Linked DNA regions of Homo sapiens: region 2 is linked to region 1. A link is an interaction called in ENCODE POLR2A ChIA-PET data of the cell type or tissue named here. Cell type or tissue: OCI-LY7. All regions are shown on one strand. Links, peaks and the distances in the headings refer to the core of each region. The heading gives the core; the rest is flanking DNA.

Region 1 (9,478 bases), core at 3,459-7,458:
TTAGGAAGCTTGATTTCAATTGTTTGTTTCATGTGACATGAACCCTTTTTAATTTAACTTAGTAGCTCCGGTAGATACATGGTAAGAGAAAAACATTCTGTGAACAGCTTTCGCCAGCAATTAACTCCCTGCCCCTCCCCAAAGTGAAAATGGTGCTGCTTTCATTCATTTTGAAAGGTCCGAAGTGGCAGAAAGCATCTTGTCTACAAGACCTAACTCTCTTCCAAAAGGGGAAAAAAATAAGTCTTTGCTTTAATGAAATAAGAGATGTTGTGGATATTAACCAAACAGAGACACGTTCAAGTGGCAGTCTGGTTTCCAAAAACAGAGGCCTATGAGTCACATATTATTCTCCATGAAAATAAATCGATAGACAACAAGATGAGAAAAAGTTGATACACAACATTTGAAATGTTTCACCTTGACTTTTCCCCACCAAGTCAATTTTGTTGTCTTGAAGAGCTCAAAGGCATATGGTCCAGATAAGTAGAGATTCTTGGGACTTGTTTTTATTAACCCTGAAAGTCATTTGCCATTAAATAGAATTGAGTGCTTTTGTTGTTTTCCTTGTGTCTGTCCTTGGCAGAGGTGGTTGCTACTTCTCTTGACATTCAGATTTTGATGTTCTCTTTTGTTTTCAGGGTAAGACGTGACCTTTTGAGGTGACTATAACTGAAGATTGCTTTACAGAAGCCAAAAAAGGTAAATGCAAATGTGATTAGTGAAGTTATATCCAGGGCTGTGTCTTTTGCCTTCCAGGCATTTTAATTCAGTTGCTTTTTGGTCTGTATTTGTCAAATAAACATGTATTTATTTGCGTGTAAGGACATATGTGGTGTATTTTTGGAGGTCCTAAGAAAAATGGTTGCCCTTAAGAAATGGTCTACAGGTTCACATTTCCCCCCCAAATATTATCAAACTCTTCTCTGTTTGTTGAAGCTGAACTTATTTTTATTTTTTAAATTTATTTGTTTCTTGTTGACTTGGTAGGTTTAAAGTTAGAAAGGAATATTCACATCACAAAAGTGGTGATTCATAAAATTAACTTGCTGCAAACAAGAGTAACGCATGTCAGTATTGTGTGCTGAAGTGGTGTCATCCAATTGATGTTCATCTGGCGGCTTTATAATCACCTTCTTTCAGAAATTAACAGTCAGGCACCATAGCAACACGCCACATTGATGTAACTGCTGAGCAGTGTGGGGCATATCCCTGTAATGTCAGCGCTAGGCTGCCTTGTTCTCTTGACCTTGCTTGAAAATCAAATGAGTACTTGATTTTAAAATTAGAAGTTTTCAGAGAGACTAAAGTAGCTTAATGAATTAAAGCCAAATTTAATTTTCTCAAATTCGCTTTTGGGAGGGGGAGTGAAAAAGTACTCCGGTTAAAATGGTTATGGATGCTACATATTTACTTGATTTCAAAAGTACCTCTCTGATAAAGGCAATGATCATCTTACAGAAGATGATCCTGCCGGTCGTTTTAACATCTGATATTTCTCAAGCAGTAGCATCTTTGTTTCATTTAGAATTTTTGGCCTTTAATAGTTCCATTTGATTTAGTAGATTTGTGTCTGTCTAAAAACAGGTTACCTGCCAGCATGGTTGAACAAAGCCTTTGCTCAGATTTTACTAAAGTTTATGTATTTGTCAGATATAGACTTATTATTGAGTTGAACAGAGTTTTTTGTGGAACTTTTCATAATGTGAAGAATCTTTGATCAGTTTTTGATAAGTCTCACCTGGGGCTTGGGGGGGTTCTAGAATGCATATATATAAAGGATATGGATTTGTTTTTGTAGTTGCATTCTGGCACATTTAATTTGGTCTAGAAAAATCAGACTTGCATCATTTCACCATCTATATTGTTTAAATGAAACCTTTGCAGGATCTACCTAATTGTATTTCAGAGAGGACAAACATACGTTTCAGATGTTTCGGCATGGAAGGAATTGATTCCCAACCAGTAATTGGGATTATCAGGCCACAGCAAGACACTTCCCTTTGCTGAGGCTCAATTTTCTTTTTCTTTTTCTTTTTTTCTTTTTTTTTCTTTTTGAGACGGAGTTTCGCTCTGTTGCCCAGGCTGGAGTGCAGTGGCGGGATCTCGGCTCACTGCAACCTCTGCCTCCCGGGTTCAAGTGATTCTCCTGCCCCACCCTCCTGAGTAGCTGGGATTACAGGCAGTCGCCATCATACCCAGCTAATTTTTGTGTTTTTAGGAGAGGCGGGGTTTCACCATGTTGGTCAGGCTGGTCTCAAACTCCTGACCTCGTGATCCGCCCACCTCGGCCTCCCAAAGTGTTGGGATTACAGGCGTGAGGCACTGCTCCCGGCCTCAGTTTTCTAATCTTTAAAAGGAAGACATTAATCTATATCAAGGGTCTGCAAACTTTTTCTGTCAAGGGCCACATAGTAAATATTTTCTACTTGTGGGGGCATTCAGCCTCTGTTGCAGCTACTCAGCAAGGTGGTAATTTGCTGTCTCCTGGTCTCTATAATCTCACAGAGTGATCTCAATCCAAGATGCTCCTCATGCAAAGTGGTGCCACATGTCTAACTCATCTCCTACTGTTAGCAGAGGTTTCTGGCAAAGCTAAAAATTATGATTAAACAGGCCAGGCATGGTGGCTCATGTCTGTAATCCCTGCACTTTGGGAGGCTGAGGCGAGTGGATCACCTGAGGTCAGGAGTTCGAGACCAACCTGGTGAAACCCCGTCTCTACTAAAAATACAAAAATTAGCTGGGTGTGGTGGCGGGCACCTGTGATCCCAGCTACTCAGGAGGCTGAGGCAGGAGAATCACTTAAACCCGGGAGGCAGAGGTTGCAGTGAACTGAGATCGCACCACTGTTCTGCAGGCTGGGAGACAGAAGGAGACTCTGTCTGAAAAAAAAAAAAAAAAATTAAACAAAGCTGAAAAAGTGGTAGAAAAGATGAAAAGTTTAGCTTGAGAGTTGCCTTATCCATACAGCTCCAAATATAACCTTCACTGATGGGTTTTCATTTGTTGTTTTGTTTTTTTTTTTTTTTGTAATCACCTGTAAGCATGAATTATTTTTCTTCTGATTCAATATCTTTATAATGTCCGTTCTTTCACCTGTTACCTGAAAATGGAAATACAGTCCCCACCCCACCCCAAATTCTGTAATATTGTTGAAAGTTAAAAATATCATAGGTCAAGGGAAAAATTGGAAAGAAATGTTTCTAGAAATTTGTCATTGGCATTGCCTGAGAAAAATAGTCTATATTACAAAAAAAATGCTTTCTTCATAATCACTATCAAGTGCATGATCTATGGGATTATTTAATATCGTGCAAATAATGCCCCCCTTGTAAAATTACTTGATCATAAAAGTATTTTATATGCTCAGTCTCTATAGTTGTTCTCTACTTTCAGCTTTTTTTGTTGTCTTTGTTTTTGTTCTATATACATTGTCTTCGTCTGTTTGGTGTTGCTATAAAGGAATACCTGAGGCTGGGTAATTTATAAAGAAAAGAATTTTATTTGGCTCATAATTCTGCAGACTGTACAAGAAACATGTGCCAGTACCTACTTCTAGTAAGGACCTTAGGAAGCTTCCAGTCATGGCAAAAGGGGGTTTGGAACAGGCATGTCACATGACAAGAGAAAAAGGAAGCTTGGAGGGAAGGGGAGCCAGGCTCTTTTTAACAACCAGATTTGTCATGAACTAATAGAGCAAGAACTCAGTCATTACTCTGGGGAGGACACTAGCCATTCGTGAGAGATCAGCCCCCATGATCCAAACACCTTCTATTGGCCCCTCCTCTGACATTGGGGACCAGATTTCAAGAGGGAGATTTGGAGGGGACACATTTCCAAAGTATATCATACATCATCTTCAGTATTCCTATTCCAAGTGAACATTTCATTACTTAACACTTTTTTTTTTCTTTTACAGTATCCATTCCATCTGTGTTTTGATGCTAATTTCAAATTTTGGGGAGAAATAAGTTAGGGTATATAGACTTAAGTAATAAATGTAATTTTTACCTTTGAACAAGGTGAAAGATCTTTCAAAGACTAATTTGTATATATCTTGATCTCTTATCTAGAAAGAAATAAAAGGTTTGTTGGAAATATACAATTTAAAAAGATGTTTCAAGTGAATATAGTGGTTAGCGTTTCTTCCTGATGAATAAGCCTTAAATGAGGAGAAGACCTTGCCATCCAGCAATGGACAAAAAAATCAGCATCATCTTTCACACTGCAAGAAGCATGTAGACTTCAGATGCCAGGAGCTTCTCAGTAAATACCACGCCTCAAATTTGAAACCTGGGAATTATTAAGAGTCAGTATAGATGCACAGAAATATGCCTACAAAGGTACTATGGGAATAACTGATTATATACATAAAAGTCGCCAGGCAAATTCAGAAAACCAAATGAAGCCATTTTGAAAATTTGGATTCTATGGTCTGAAGAGTCATAAATAACAGTCATCATACTCGGGAGTGATATAACAATTTTCTTCCAACTAGATCTGAGTGCTTTACAAAATGGATCTGGTTGCTGGCATTCCTAAGAGGTAGCTGGCAATTCTCATAATCCCCACTTTACAGACTGGAAAAACGGTCCCGTTGATGATAAATAGTTTACCCAAGGTCATCCAGAATGTCAAGATGGAAACTAAAGAGGGATGCACTGGTCACAATTATACAGATGTCATTCTATTATGGTTGCCTTGGTTTGGTGATCTAATAAAGGTTTCTGTGGCATTTTTTCCTGCCTCCCCTCACCATTGACAATTTACCCACATGCATTTGCTTAAAATTCAAATCCAATTTGTAAAATTCATCATCTTATATTCAATTCTGAATGGCATTGAGAGTTGAAGATAATCATCAAGGCCATATAGATTACAATTAAAATGGTTAGTTTTAAACATTAGGCATCTCCAAGCTTCACATTTTGTGTATTGGTTCAGTTTTTTTTTTAAAGTCAGGTTATTTGAGAGAAAACTAAAAAACAATCAAAAGGAAGTTGAATCATTGCAATTTTCCCCCCACTCCATCCCTAATTTAAGGTGTTTTATGTTAGATGAAGGAACTATAAATGCATCCTTGTAGATAACATTCATTGTGTCTTACCTATTATAAATTATTTCTTGGTGAAAAATAAAGCTAAAATGCTATTCAGTTATTTGAAATATAAGTTCCTTTAAAAGTGTATATGTGAGTGATTTGAACATTTACCTAATGACACAGCAATTCTGAGCTAAACCCATTCAAAACTACCTTTTTAGAGTATTTAGCATTTGAATTATGTGACCATTAATTAAGGAAGTTGTTATGAAGACACTGGAAGCAGTCGTTACTGAGTTACCAGATGACCGCATTGGCTGGAATGTGATCAGTCAATTCAGTTAAGCATTGAAATGCTCCCTGATCCCCCGTACACACATACAGTACACTCATGCCTGGGTTGTAACCGTCAGGGTAAAGACTAGGCTGGTGTAACAAAGAGACCCCAGCGTAAAATGGCTTAAATAAAATAGAAGTCTACTTCTCTCGTGAAACAACCAGACCAATGTAGCTTGTCTGGGCAGATCTTTCCGTCTGTGCTCTCCTCCCTTGGGGCTTTGTCTTTATCATATGGTTGAAGCTATGTTGTTGCCGCACTATGGAGATGTCCAAAGCAAGCAATTTTCTTTTGATCAAAAGAGTTAAACATTGTATACATCCCACTCATTGTCACTTAACTGGTAAGATTGTGGTCATAAGGCCCAGCAAACTTTGAGGGCTGCTGGGAAGTGTCTCTACCTAGGTGGCCAGGAGCCTGGGGAGAATTGACAAACAGATTTAAGGGGACAAGTAGAATACAAGTACTTCATTGATTCAGTTGCTCCAATCTAGTAATTTCATTCATTCATTCATACATACAGATGTATGTACATACATACATATATTAATTCTTACTGCAGATGTTTATTGGTGGGTGTGTGCTAGGTGCTGAGATTATAGCACCGTGTAAGAAGGACATGGTCTCTGTCCTCACAGAGTTGATAGTCTAGAGGGGCAGGCATACATGAATGACGATGCTGATGATGGGTGTTAGGAAGGGCAATTGTTGGTTGATTTGAGAAGTGGTCTAAAACAAGGAGTCCAGGGTGTCGGGAATTATGTGTTTTAGCATCGTATGGAAGTTATGTGAGATTAACTTGATTTCCTTATATGCTGTTGTGAATGTTATCAGGCATGTTAATTTTTTGTTAACAGAATTACTGAGATATAATTCACATACAATACAATTCACCCATTTAAGGTGTACTGACTTTTCAATAGTTCTTAATGTGTTCAGAGTTGCAACCATCTAGTTCAGTTTTAGAATATTTCATCGCTTAAGAAAAAACCCTAGTAACTATTAGCACTTACACTGCATTCTGCCCTCCCGCCATCCCCTGATAACAACAAATATACATTCTGTTTGTATAGATTTACTTAGTCTGGACGTTTCATAGAAATGGAATCCCACATCCTTTTGTGACTGGATTCTTTCACTTAGCAAAATGTTTTCAAGGTTCATCTAGGCATTTAAAATTTTTAACTGTCTTAAAACCTCATGAGTTCTTATTTTTAAATCTAAGAGAATGGTTGCTTGAAATATTCTTACAAGGGACAGAACTGGGGAAAAATTACTGTTTTTTATGCTGTGTGTATTTCCGTAGACTGACATGGCCTCTCAACAGTTAAACGTCAGAATTTAAATGTTTGCATTTTAAGTTAGCTGTTTTTAAACATTGTTAGCCATAATGCTAAACTAAGTTACTCTGTAAACAAGAGCTGTCTCTCTTGAATGTTAGTTTCAAAGAAAAAAAATTTCTTAAATATTGATTTCCAGAGAAATATGCTCAATAGAGTTCGTTTTCAAGCAGAAGTCACTTGTTGAAATGTACATGAAGGCATATTTAGTAGTAAAGACAATATTTGCAGCAATTATCAAATAACCATATTTTGCACAGTGAACAATCAAAAATACAAAACCAAATAGCAAATGGTTTTATCTATCTTTTTTTTTTTTTTAAGAAATGGGGTCTGGCTGTGTTGCCCAGGCAGGATTACAGTGGCTGTTCATAGGTGTGATCAGAGCTTACTGCAGCCCCGAACTCCTGGGCTTGAGGGATCTTCCTGCCTCAGCCTCCTGAATAGCTTGGACTATAGGCTCACACCACTGAACTACTGTATCCATGTATTTTTTAAATGATGTTTTTGCTGTCCTATCTGCCAAAGGCACAAATATTCCAACTGCTCACCTTGAGCATTTTAGGAACACAAACCTCATGTTAGGTGGCAACTTAACGACGTACCACAGATGTAGGAAATAGAGCCTTTCCTTGGCAATTCAAAAGCCTCTGAAAGAAATCTGAAGCTTAACTGTACAAAAACAAAATATTATAAAAGGTAGCACATCTGTGTTAACCTTGTGGGCCTACCCCCTCAGTATCTAGTAACACCAAGGACCTCAAAGAAACAAATAGTGTACTGATGACAGAATCCTTATTTTATGAGCCCATTTAAAAGTTGAAGCTGTAGTGACAGTTACTAAGCAGTGCTGAGTTTGGATTTGAAGTTTGTGGTATCTTTTAAAAACACTATTGGTGAATGGGACTTTGTGAATTTGAAATGAAGATGAATCGTTTCAGTTTGTTCCTCTCTGCCACTGATCTGGCTTTGCATGGGGTCGGGAAGAAAAAGGAAAAACATGAAGTCTTTCTGCCCTTGTCAAATTCACTCTTTTTAAAGGGTGAAAATCATGCAGATCTTTCCTGAATTTTGTATATTGGCATATATGTGGTATGTAATTAAAGGTAATTAGATGTTTTGTTAATTATCTGAGAGTGTGACCAGTTATTTAAAATTACCTTTTAGGCCGGGCATGGTGGCTCACACCTGTAATCCCAGCACTCTGGGAGGCCAAGGCAGGTGGATCACTTGAGGTTGGGAGTTTGAGACCAGCCTGGTCAACATGGCGAAACCTGGTATCTGCTAAAAATACAAAAATTAGCTGGGCATGGTGGTGCACACCTGTAGTCCCAGCTACCTGGGAAGCTGAGGTGAGAGAATTGCTTGAACTTGGGAGGCAGAGGTTACAGTGATCTGAGATCATGCCACTGCTCTACATCCTGGGCAACAGAGGGGAGACTCCATCTCAAAAAATAAATAAATCAAAAGTAAAATAAAATTACTTTTTAATTAAGAGAAACCTCCCATTGTTGGATGGACTGTGATTATTGCAGTCTATGGCTTGCCATGGTAGCTTACATGCTCACTCTTTCCTCCAGTCTTTTTTTTCTGGAGGTTGGTCTGTTTCCCTTTCAAAAGGTCCTCAGTGGTCTCTGGAGGCCAGAGGAAATATCCTAAAATACATTCATTACAAATTCCATACTTTAAAGTTTATTTAGACCAGTCATTTTCAAAGTGGCCGTTGGAACCAGTTTGTGGGTTAAGGATTTTAGTGTAGTGGCTTGTACCCAAGACTTTTAAAAAATGGAATCAGCGGCCAGGCACAGTCGCTCAGGCCTGTAATCCCAGCACTTTGGGAGGCCGAGGCAGGCAGATCACGAGGTCAAGAGATCAAAATCATCCTGGCCAACATGGTGAAACCCCATCTCTACTAAAAATACAAAAATTAGCTGGGCATGGTGGCGCACACCTGTAGTCCCAGCTACGTGGGAGGCTAAGGCAGGAAAATCACTTGAACCCGGGAGGCAGAGGTTGCAGTGAGCCAAGATCACACCACTGCACTCCAGCCTGGTGTGAGACTCCATCTCAAAAAAAAAAAAAAAAAAATACAGAATAAGCATACAATACAGTAAAATAAAAAAATCAGAATATGTCACATGTGGTAAGGATTTTATGTGTATGCAGTAAAACTTCTGAAACATATGAGTACTGTCTTTGCAATGTAAAGTAGTTCTTTCTGCAGGTTGGATTTATTCCCTCATCTGTTTATTCACACATCTTTATTAAATGCCTGCTGTATGCCAGGCATTGTGCTTGACCTCCCCTGTCCAGTGTGGGAGCCACTAGCTACCTGGAGCTGCTGAACACTTGAAATGTGATTAGCCCAAACTTGGATGTGCAGTGTAAAATCTACAAAGTATTTCAAAGCCTTTGTATGGAAAAAAGAACATGAAATATTTGATAATTTTTCTTCATCGATTACATGTTGAAATGATCGTTTTGGATACATTAGGTTAAATAAAATATTAAAATTAATTTCAGCTGTTTCTTGTTACTTCTGAAAAGCGTCACAGTTACTTATGTGGCAGCCATTGTATTTCTATTAGACAGTGTTGCTGGATATAGCAGTGGACAGCACAGCCACCAAGCCCTCTGCTCATTGGTTTAGAGGGAGTGGACAACCAGCGAAGCGTGATAAACAAGGGCGTGGTGATAGATACTGTAGAGAAAATATAAAAGGATAAGGGAGGTCACATTGTCAGAGGGAAGGGTTGC
Region 2 (9,478 bases), core at 3,175-7,174, 62 kb before region 1:
TACTATTCATGAAACACATTTTAATCAGTGACCATATCAGACAAATGGAAGCTAAGCGCTGGTTAGTCTGTTGAAAATAAACATGAGGGCTCTCATTAATGTCGCTGTCTGAATAATTAGTTGAGCATCCAGTCCTGAGCAGCGGTGAAAGCAGACCGGCGTCTCACTGGAACGACAGGCTGACAGCCCTGTCTTGGAGAATGGTCATTAGTGTGCCCCGCCATCAATGTCATGTTACTGTGTCAAATTAGTTAGTGTCCCCTTAGGAGAGAAGCCGGACCTACAAATTATCCTCCCACATCCCTTGGAAACTGTGTTTGCCAAACCTGCAATCGAGTGTGAGCAAATTATTAACACGGCTCATAAATTAACTAGTTTACAGGCTTATAACATTTTACAAGTAGATAATAAAGGGGAGAAAAGTTTTCCAATTGCATTGCCCTGACGTGGGGCTGTGATCTGCCGACTGTTCCTTGAGGAGTCCACAGCTCATAGTTTTTTGTTAAGAGTCCAAACTCATGGGGTGTCAGAACAAATGTTTGGAAATGTAGAATCTAAAAGGCAGCCAGTGTAAATCCACTGAAAACAATATAATTAACTTCATTATCTCGTTGCTCTGATAAGTCGATGACAATGGTCATCTTTCTTTTAGTGGCAGTTGCTCATTAATGAGTTCACCAATTAAGTTTGAACGATTACAGCCTTTACCAACTGAAATTATCTTAAAAACATTTTTGATGCATTCTTATCATACTCTTAAGCTCCCTTGCTCAAGAGGGAAAATGCCCACACAGCACATTAAACTCATATAAGAATGAAGATTCAGAAGTCATGTGCAAAGAGTTTATGCACACTAGACACCAGATACCTAGAAAACATAGTGTGGACAAATCTGGCCTGAGTTTATCTCATATCTAGAAGAGACACCCACTGGGAACACCATCTCTTAACTCTCTTCTGAGTTCTGGTAGGCAGACAGCCCACATAGTTTCCGGAGACAGGTGACTATTCAAATCATAAAACTTCGTGCATCTCCTTTTTAGTTTCAACTTCTCCATCTGAGTAGGTTAAAAACATGTAAATTCACAAAGTATTGCCTGAATTTACTATTGAAAGAGAACACTGCACACAGACGTACATGTACGTGCCTTGAAAGCTCAGGCTTTCTACCCATTCTATAGTTCCATTTTTTTTTTTCTGTATTAGTGAGAGTCCTTTATTTAATCTTGAGGACCATATAGATGGCATTATTATCTCAAGGATCTATGCAGAAAAGACCCGGCATGTGAAACCTTGCTACTGACAGCTATTCGCAAAAACTTTCTGAAAGTGCTTGAGGATGAGTTGACTTATCTGTCAGCAACTTCAACTTACTTGGAATTGGATTTGGTAAATATTCTACTAATAACCTAACCAAGCGATGAAAGCTTTGCAGTCTCAGCACATGAACAGAGTGACTGTTTCCATGAGAAGGTGTGTCACAGTCTCCTTTTGCATTTGAAATGCAACTGAAAAAAAAAGAGTTGCTAACTGTGGCAAGTAAGATTTTCTGTTTGGCTGTCAGGAGAGAGCTTGTATGTTTCGCTAGTAGGGCGCCTGTGTCCATGTATGTACTTACTTCCTCCTGTCTCTTCTACTGAGTGCATTGAGATAGGCTAAAAGATCAAAACTCATGGCAAAATTATCATTTGGACCTATGGATCTTCTTTTTCTTATTTCTCAGGATGTATTAGCACTGTAATTATGAGAATTTATCTTGAGAAATAAGAAATTATAAGCCGAGCATGGTGGCTCATGCCTGTAATCCCAGCACTTTGAGAGGCCGAGGCGGGTGGATCATTTGAGGTCAGGAATTTGAGACCAGCCTGGCCAACATGGTGAAACCTTGTCTCTACTAAAAATACAAAAATTAGCCAGACACGGTGGCGGACACCTGTAATCCCAGCTACTCGGGAGGCTGCGGCAGGATAATCGCTTGAAACTGGGAGGTGGAGGTTGCAGTGAGCCGAGATCATGCCACTGCACTCCTCTAGCCTTGGAGATAGAAGAAGACTGTGTCTGGAAAAATAATTGCAGCACTTTGTAGGCTGAGGCAGGAGTATCACTTGAGCTCAGGAGTTTGAGACCAGCCGGCCTACTAAAATTTAGCTTGTCTACTACAATTCCAAAATTATTTGGGCATGGTGGCGCACACCTATAGTTCAAGGTACTTGGGAGCGCTTGAGACTGGGAAGTTGAGGCTGCAGTGAGCCCTGAATGTGCCCTGCACTCCAGCCTGAGTGGCAGAGCGAGACCCTGTCTCAGAAAAAAGAAAAGAAATAGAAATTATGGTACGGAAGATAAAGGAACTTAACTTCCTAAGTGGATGTCAGTGCCTTCAAGAGTGACAGTTTTACTCACCTACATAACATTTTGCATCCTCCTCCTGTAATTCAGGTTGTGAGCTAGGTCAAATGCTGATTCTAGAAGGCAAAGGATAAAATAGATGCTTAGATACATGATTATATACTGAAGGTAAATGTGGTATGTAAATGAGGGATACCAAAGGCTCGTGTGTCTGTGTTGCTTTTGAAGCATCACCATTTGCCCCTTCACTTAACCTCTTCTTTTCTTTTTGCTTTCAGCTTCCCTCTGTGTGTTGCAGTCCTGTGGCATTATGCATGCCCCCTCCCAGTGACCCCAGGCTTTTTATGGCTGTGAGACACGTTAAAATTTCAGGGTAAGTGACAGACACCACTGATGCTGTATACCACCTAAAAATTGCCATCTACCTTTGCGGGGGACCCAGTGGTCGATATAGTAATCCTGCAGAAGATAATGGCCTTTCTAATTATCAGGCCCTGATTCTGAAGCTAGCAGGCATTTGAATGCTGCTACCCCCCATGATAGCTTTATGGTTTTCAAGAATAGGGTTCATAACGGGGATCATATTTGTGGGAAGGTGACCTAATGCAGGGGTTGGTAAAATTTGTAAGGGGCCAGATAGGAAATATTGTCATCCTCATGAGCCATACAGTCTTTTTTGCAACTAGTCAACTCTGCCTTTAGAGCACAAAAGCAGCCATAGATAATATACAAGCAAAGGGGTGTCACTGTGCTCCAGTGAGACTTTATTTACAAAAACAGACAGTAAGCCATATTTGGCCTGAAGACTATAGTAGGCTGTCCCTTGATTGGATGCATCAAAAACGGACATTTGACCTGTAAACCTGACACCTCGCTGGGTACCACTCCGTCTGACCTTGAGCAAACCATTTATCTGCGAGAAACAGGAATAAAAAATATATACCTGCCCTTACTACCTTGAAAGATGGTGTTGTAAGGATGAAACAAGATATAATGCATGTGAAAGCACTTTGAAAATTTCGAAACTCCTTACGAATGTGATGATCGGCTCTACAGTCATTCTGGTTCACCTTGTGGAGTGTGACTTCTTCACCTTTTTAATCACATTGGGCTTTCATGAGCGAAATGAGTGTGGGGGAAAGCTCTCTTATTTTCTGAGTAATGTGGTTTGTCTGTACGTTCCTTCTATTTTACAGTTGATGGACTAGCTGTTGAAATGTCTTTCTTTTTAGTATCAAATATGGATGAAGGGATATGCGGGTAGATTATGGTAGGCTAAAGATCAAATGCCAATGAAGAACGATTAAATTTCCTTTAATCATCAGAATCTGAGAGTGCTGTAAGATCTCACCTTTAATATAGGCCTTAATAAATAATAATGCTTTGGATGCCTACAAGTATGTTTAAATTTCACAAGTCTTGCATGTCAAAACAGAGAGACAGGCTCAGCAAATATGCTTCCCTGGGCTAGCAATACTAATTAAGAAGGCAAGTCATACTTAAACAAACAGCTTTGGGAATAGAGGGTTAATCAGAATCCCAATTCATGAATCTTCTAGTTTTTTTTTTCCCTCAGAGAAAATTGTAGTGTCATCTTTAGATATGTTTTCATGTCATTATATTAGTTAAGAATTGTTTTCTAGTAAGAGAGATATAAGTATAAAAAATTATTTAAGTATTCTGTCGTAAAAACATCTGGGAAGAGCAGTTTGTGTCTTCTATCTTTCTACTCTGCTTATTCAAGTGCGTTCCTTCATCTTCAAGGTCACATGGTGGCTGCTGGCTCTCAGGCCATTGCCTCTACATCCAAGACAAAAAGTAGTTTTCCTGGCTGAGGCAGGCCTTTTTAAAGCACTTTCCCTGTAGCCTTATCCAATGATGCCTGCTTACATCCTATTAGCCACCCCTAACTGTAAGGGTGTCTGGGAAATGCATCCTTAGACTTGAACAATTTGATGTCCCAGGTAAATTCTGGGTTCTAGTACTAAGAAAAGGTGAATGCTTACTGAGCAACCATTATGGTTACTTTTACGAAATCATGCTGTCAATTTTGCTTACATGTTTAATTTTTATTTATTTTCAATGAATGCCTTCTGTTGACTGTGCCTTGTTTGAATTTTACATGTTAGAATTTTAGCCTGTTTAATTCTCAGCAGAGATACAGCTCAGTAAATATTTTAAGACCACAATATTCTTACTGAAAGTGCCATGGCAAATCTGAGAAATACATTTCTTTATTAAGAGAGCTATAAAGCAAAATTTAAACTCTCGAATATGCTAGTCTAGTGGGTTTTCCTTCCTGTGGATGTAAGATTTCATTAAGGCTTGAGTACTAGCATGAGGTCTTAGTGGCACGCACTCACACCCAATTCTGTTCCCCCTATATGGGCAGGGGACATTGCTGACAGCTTTGCATTGTCCCTCTGTTCTTATGTAGACTCAAGGACGGGACAGAACTCTCCATCCTACCTTTCTGTGATTTGTTGCTCCCTGTATCTCTGCTGAAAGCTTACCGTGGGAGTGGGGTGCACGGGACAAGTAAGCCACTCCTGTCCAAATTTTCTGTCCCAAATTGGCCTGTACATGATTCTTGTGAGCCACTTTTTATCCCATAAAATGAATAGAATGAGACTTCCCTATGCTTTGTATTAATAATATATTCTCTGCCTATACTGGCCTGTGACGAGTAGTCATAAAACTTAGGGTAATGGATGCATTCGCAGAAACTCCTTGGATGCCTCCTGTGGATACAGGATAGCAGCATGGTTAAGAGTGTCTGCTTTGAAGTTAGATTGGCTTAGACTCAGATTCCACCTTTTCCACTTCCTGGCTGAACAACCCTAGGCAAGTTACTTAACCTTTCTGTGCCACGGCCTCCTTATCTGGAAAAGGGGATAAAAATAGAAGCCAGCTCACTCTGAAGAGTTAGAGAGGTGATGCTTGTAAAGAGCTTAGCACGGATCCTGGTACATCATAAATGCCAGCATTGTACTAGGCACCCCAGGTGATACAGTGGAAATCTCTGTCTCTGACAAGCTTGTACCATCCTGTTGCTGGTTCACTGGTCGTTGTTTTACTGATAGATGACGCATGTTTCGCAGTCCATTGCTCCTCACCTGGTATTCCCTTGTAAATGCAAGTACAGCCTTGGGAGCTTGTCCTGCTGCACATCTGCAAGGACACGTGCAGCTATGTATACAGCTGCTGTAGCCCTGTTAGCAGAGCTTAGGTCTCTGGATCCTGTTTTGAGGATTTCCCCTGAGAAGCATACAGTTCTTTTTTTATTCCTTTTTTTTTTTTTTTTTTTTTGACTTAGTCAGACAATGGTCCTGCCTCGCAAGCAGAATTCACTAACTGCTTTCAAGTTGGTATTGCTGATGATAATCTGAAACTGTAGGGTTTCGCTCGTGCAGGCTGATGTTACATGATGTCGATCTTCTGCCACCTCATCCTCCATCCCTGCCTCTGTGCTGACTCGGCAAAGCAGGTCCTAGTCCCCCACAGATCCTCTTGGGAATGGCCCTCAAAGGACTGTGTCATCTGCACACAGAAGCTGCCACAGGTCCGTGGCAAAGAATGTCAGCAGTACTCATGGATGACCCAGTTGGTGACTTGTACCCAGATTGAAAAACAGTGCCAACCACGTGACCCTGGCTGTCTCTTGAGTTTTTGAGCCCTGTTAGGTGAGACGGGTAAGAGTCACACCACCTATAATAACAAACCTGCAGTGATAATTCATTAACATTGACACCATATCACAGAACTGATGGTTTTGGGGCAACAGACCCCAGCCTATAGTAGTACTTATCAGGGGTCTGCCTGACATAGGCTTTGCTTCCATCATGTTCACTGTGTGGAGATAGTGGCTTGAAGATCTGGCGTGTTCAAAAGACTCTTGGAAACTTCGAGCTTTTGCCGCGTGGTTTCCAATATTTTATTTAAACCCCATTACTCTTCTCAGATGTCATAAAATCTCCCTTGCCTCTGAATTACGGGATACCTTCCATGCCTCCCAGGACTCACTCCTTCTCATCCCTTAGTGTTCAGTTCAAAAATCAACCCCTTAAACATGCCTTTGCTGACCACCTACGTGAAAGGGGACAGCCCCTTTATTATTTTTCTTGATCCAAACCTCTTGTTTGTTCCATATGTTACAGCCCTGTCCCTTCATGAATTCACCTGTTTATCAGGTAATAAGCAAGAAGTAGGTCGTATTCAGTGTGGCTTCTCCATGGCTAGCAGTGCCTAACATATGGTAGGTATGCATGCAGTCGGTATTTGTTGAATCAGTCAGAGTCTGGGGATTTCCCTGTGAATTTCTGTATTTTTATGGCACCTAAGAGGACTGTATCTGGTTGAGGGAGAAAGAGAAGGAACAAAGCTACACACATCACCTTTATTGTAGGAATAAAATACTGCCCTTGGGTTTTCTCTGGAAAGTTCCCACTATGTACTGCATACTCTGCGTGTCCCATCCGGAAGGGGTTATACATTATCTTCCCCATGAAGACAGAATCATTTGCCACTTGAGCCTGAAGGATATTGTGGGTGGTACAAATTGATTAAGGACATTGGGATCCAAGCTCAAACCCCAACACTCTCATTCAGTGGCTCTTTTTTTGGACAAATTATTTTCTCTCTCTAAGACTCAGTTTACTTGCCTGGGGCAGGGGTAATAGCATTACCTAGCCACTGAGCTATTGCGAGGATTAAATTAGATGGTACGTATAAAGCACTTTGCACAACGTCTGGAACAGAATAACAGTGCTGTTGATTTAAGGGTATCAGCAAAGGCTTTGGGGACCTCCACTGATAAAACTCATCTTCTGCTTTCTTCTGATGTTCATTTTAGAGGTGGCAAAGATGGCAAAGAACCTTGATTCCCGATTATATTTGCTCATGTTTCATGTGCTGAATTAACTTCAAAAAGTACAAAATAAGCAAGCAGTGAGATAGTCTGTTTTATATTTGTTGTTGACACGTTGACTGTTGGATGCTCATGACCTGTCTCAGGTAGCACATGCTAGAAACCTCAAGCGCTGCAATGGCTCAGTGTCTGGAGCCTGACCCACATCCAGAAAACCATGGAAATTGAGAGTTTGGGGTGCTGCAGTGTCTGTACGCCTTCTTGCTGGGGATATGTTTTGCCTTTAAGTTAATCAGAGCTGGTTTGATCTCCTGCCTTGCAATAGAGGGCATCTTAAATTTCCTTAAATTCTCTTCTCTCTCTCTTTTTTTTTTTCTGGAGACGGAGTCTCGCTCTGTCACCCAGGCTGGAGCGCAGTGGCGCAATCTCAGCTCACCATAACCTCCGCTCCTGGGTTCAAGCGATTCTCCTGCCTCAGCCTCCCTAGTATTTTTTTTTTTTTTTTGTATTTTTAATACAGACGGGGTTTCACCTTGCTGGCTAGGCTGGTTTTGAACTCCTGATCTTGTGATCCGCTCATCTCAGCCTCCCAAAGTGCTGGGATTACAGGCGTGAACCACCGCGCCCAGCCCAATTCTCTTCTCTTTTTTTAAAAAAATATACTTGATGTGTCGGTCCTGAAAATTCACATCACTTCTCTTTTGATAGAAAACCAAAGTCTGTATAGTCTGAAAGGAGTTAGATATAAATGTCTTTCATTATTAACACCAATTTCTTCCACCTGCTTGAAGAAGATGATCTATTATTTTTGCTATATTGTTCCACCATGTCAGTGGTTGACATTTGTTGTTCATTGTGAATTTTTTATGTAAAAGCTGAAGCAGAGAGAGGGACCTGTCTCACTCTGTATCACATGACTTTCTAGCGGACAAGAATGAAATCTATGAAATCATATACTCTTATTTACACGACTTATGGAGTAACTAGGGTTATCTAGGAAATTAAAATAGCCATTTCTTTTATTAATTCATAACTTGTACTCTTGCAACTTAACAATAAAAGGACATGATTAAAATATAGTTTAAGGCATCAAACGTGGTTACTAATATCCTTTTAGGAAAGGAAAAGATGAAATCCAGTAAGTTTCAGTCAAAGTAAGTGAATAAATCAGAAAAAAAAACATTGGTTAGACTCATGATAACCCTCAGAGTGGCTAACACCCAGATTTTTTGCATCTCTAAAAATATATAACACCCCTGTCTCCAAATATCACTTCAGAAACTAAAATAATAATTCGTGAAAGGGGAAACAGATCCGTGTAATATGAGACTTGATCAGGCAGTTTACGCGGGATGCTTGAGGGCCTAGATCAGCCCTTGTGCTGCCCTCTTCTCAATACCCTGGTGCCTGAGGAGCAGCGGGGAAGATTAGGAGCTTTCTGAGGGTTTTTACTTTAATGCTTTGAAATTTTGCTGCATCGTCTGAGTCCAATTTGGTTCAGCAGTCTCTCAGTGCCAGGTGACTCTGGCTAAGATGCTCTAGGGCTGAATTTTTTAATGCCAGCTTTCCCAGGGGATCAGTAAAGGTTTTGCCCTGGGTATTCCAACCAGGAGAGCCTGTGTCCTGTCTTTGTCCACATCTGTCCCCAGTCATTAATGGTGACACAAAATAGTCTCCCACTCCTGACTCACTTCCTAAACCTGGCAGTTTCTTTGGGATTCTACTCCTAGAATAATTGGTGCTTAGACCTTCTTAGGTTTATCTGTATGTATGTACCTAGAAGAACTTGCATTTCGTGCTGTCACCAATATTCTGCATGCTTAAAAAGTAGGGAGAGGTGGAAGTAGAATTTTCTAAACTCATGAAAAATCTAACCCTAAAAAATCTCAATAAACAGCAGTTTTTTAAGAGAAACATTCTAGCTTTTGAAAGGTCTACCCTATAATAGCTACCTTTACTGTCTGTATGCCAGACATGATTCTAAGCCTTTGATATTTATTAACTCATAGTAACTCTGTGAAGTAATCATCATTCTAAAAATTCATTTTACAGGTGAGGAAGCTGAAGAATAGTGAGTTAAATGACTCACCCAGAGCCCTCTGCTTATATGGAGCAAAGTAGGATCTGGACCTAGAAATTCCTTCCCCTCGTAGCCTGTTGTGTTTTTTTTTTTTTTTTTTTTTTTGAGATGGAGTCTCGCTCTGTTGCCCAGGCTGAAGTTGGAGTGCAGTGGTGCAGTCTCGGCTCACTGCAACCTCCACCTCC

Evidence for each region. ChIA-PET counts read pairs that join two places held together with the same protein. Peaks named below come from ENCODE experiments on the same cell type or tissue, not always from the same donor. Only the 100,000 strongest peaks of a DNase experiment are listed, where the experiment ranks them.
Region 2: POLR2A ChIA-PET joins it to region 1 with 5 read pairs; 3 of 35 experiments call an interaction of 5 or more read pairs at or near these places.

Annotation. Positions count from the first base shown.
Region 1 is chr3:71,291,044-71,300,521 of GRCh38, reverse strand. FOXP1 (forkhead box P1) reads left to right here. Exons shown (of 21, transcript NM_001349338.3): 5 at 642-702. It overlaps FOXP1-AS1 (FOXP1 antisense RNA 1), which reads right to left. Exons shown (of 5, transcript NR_126463.1): 2 at 7,882-8,005; 3 at 4,015-4,072. Among named protein-coding and RNA genes, the nearest start is that of FOXP1-AS1, 6.0 kb to the right of the region's middle. In OCI-LY7, for the core only: no CTCF peak of the experiment used is centred there; no DNase peak of the experiment used is centred there.
Region 2 is chr3:71,352,391-71,361,868 of GRCh38, reverse strand. It overlaps FOXP1 (forkhead box P1), which reads left to right. Exons shown (of 21, transcript NM_001349338.3): 4 at 2,625-2,719. Among named protein-coding and RNA genes, the nearest start is that of FOXP1-AS1, 67 kb to the right of the region's middle. In OCI-LY7, for the core only: no CTCF peak of the experiment used is centred there; a DNase peak (open chromatin) is centred at 5,468.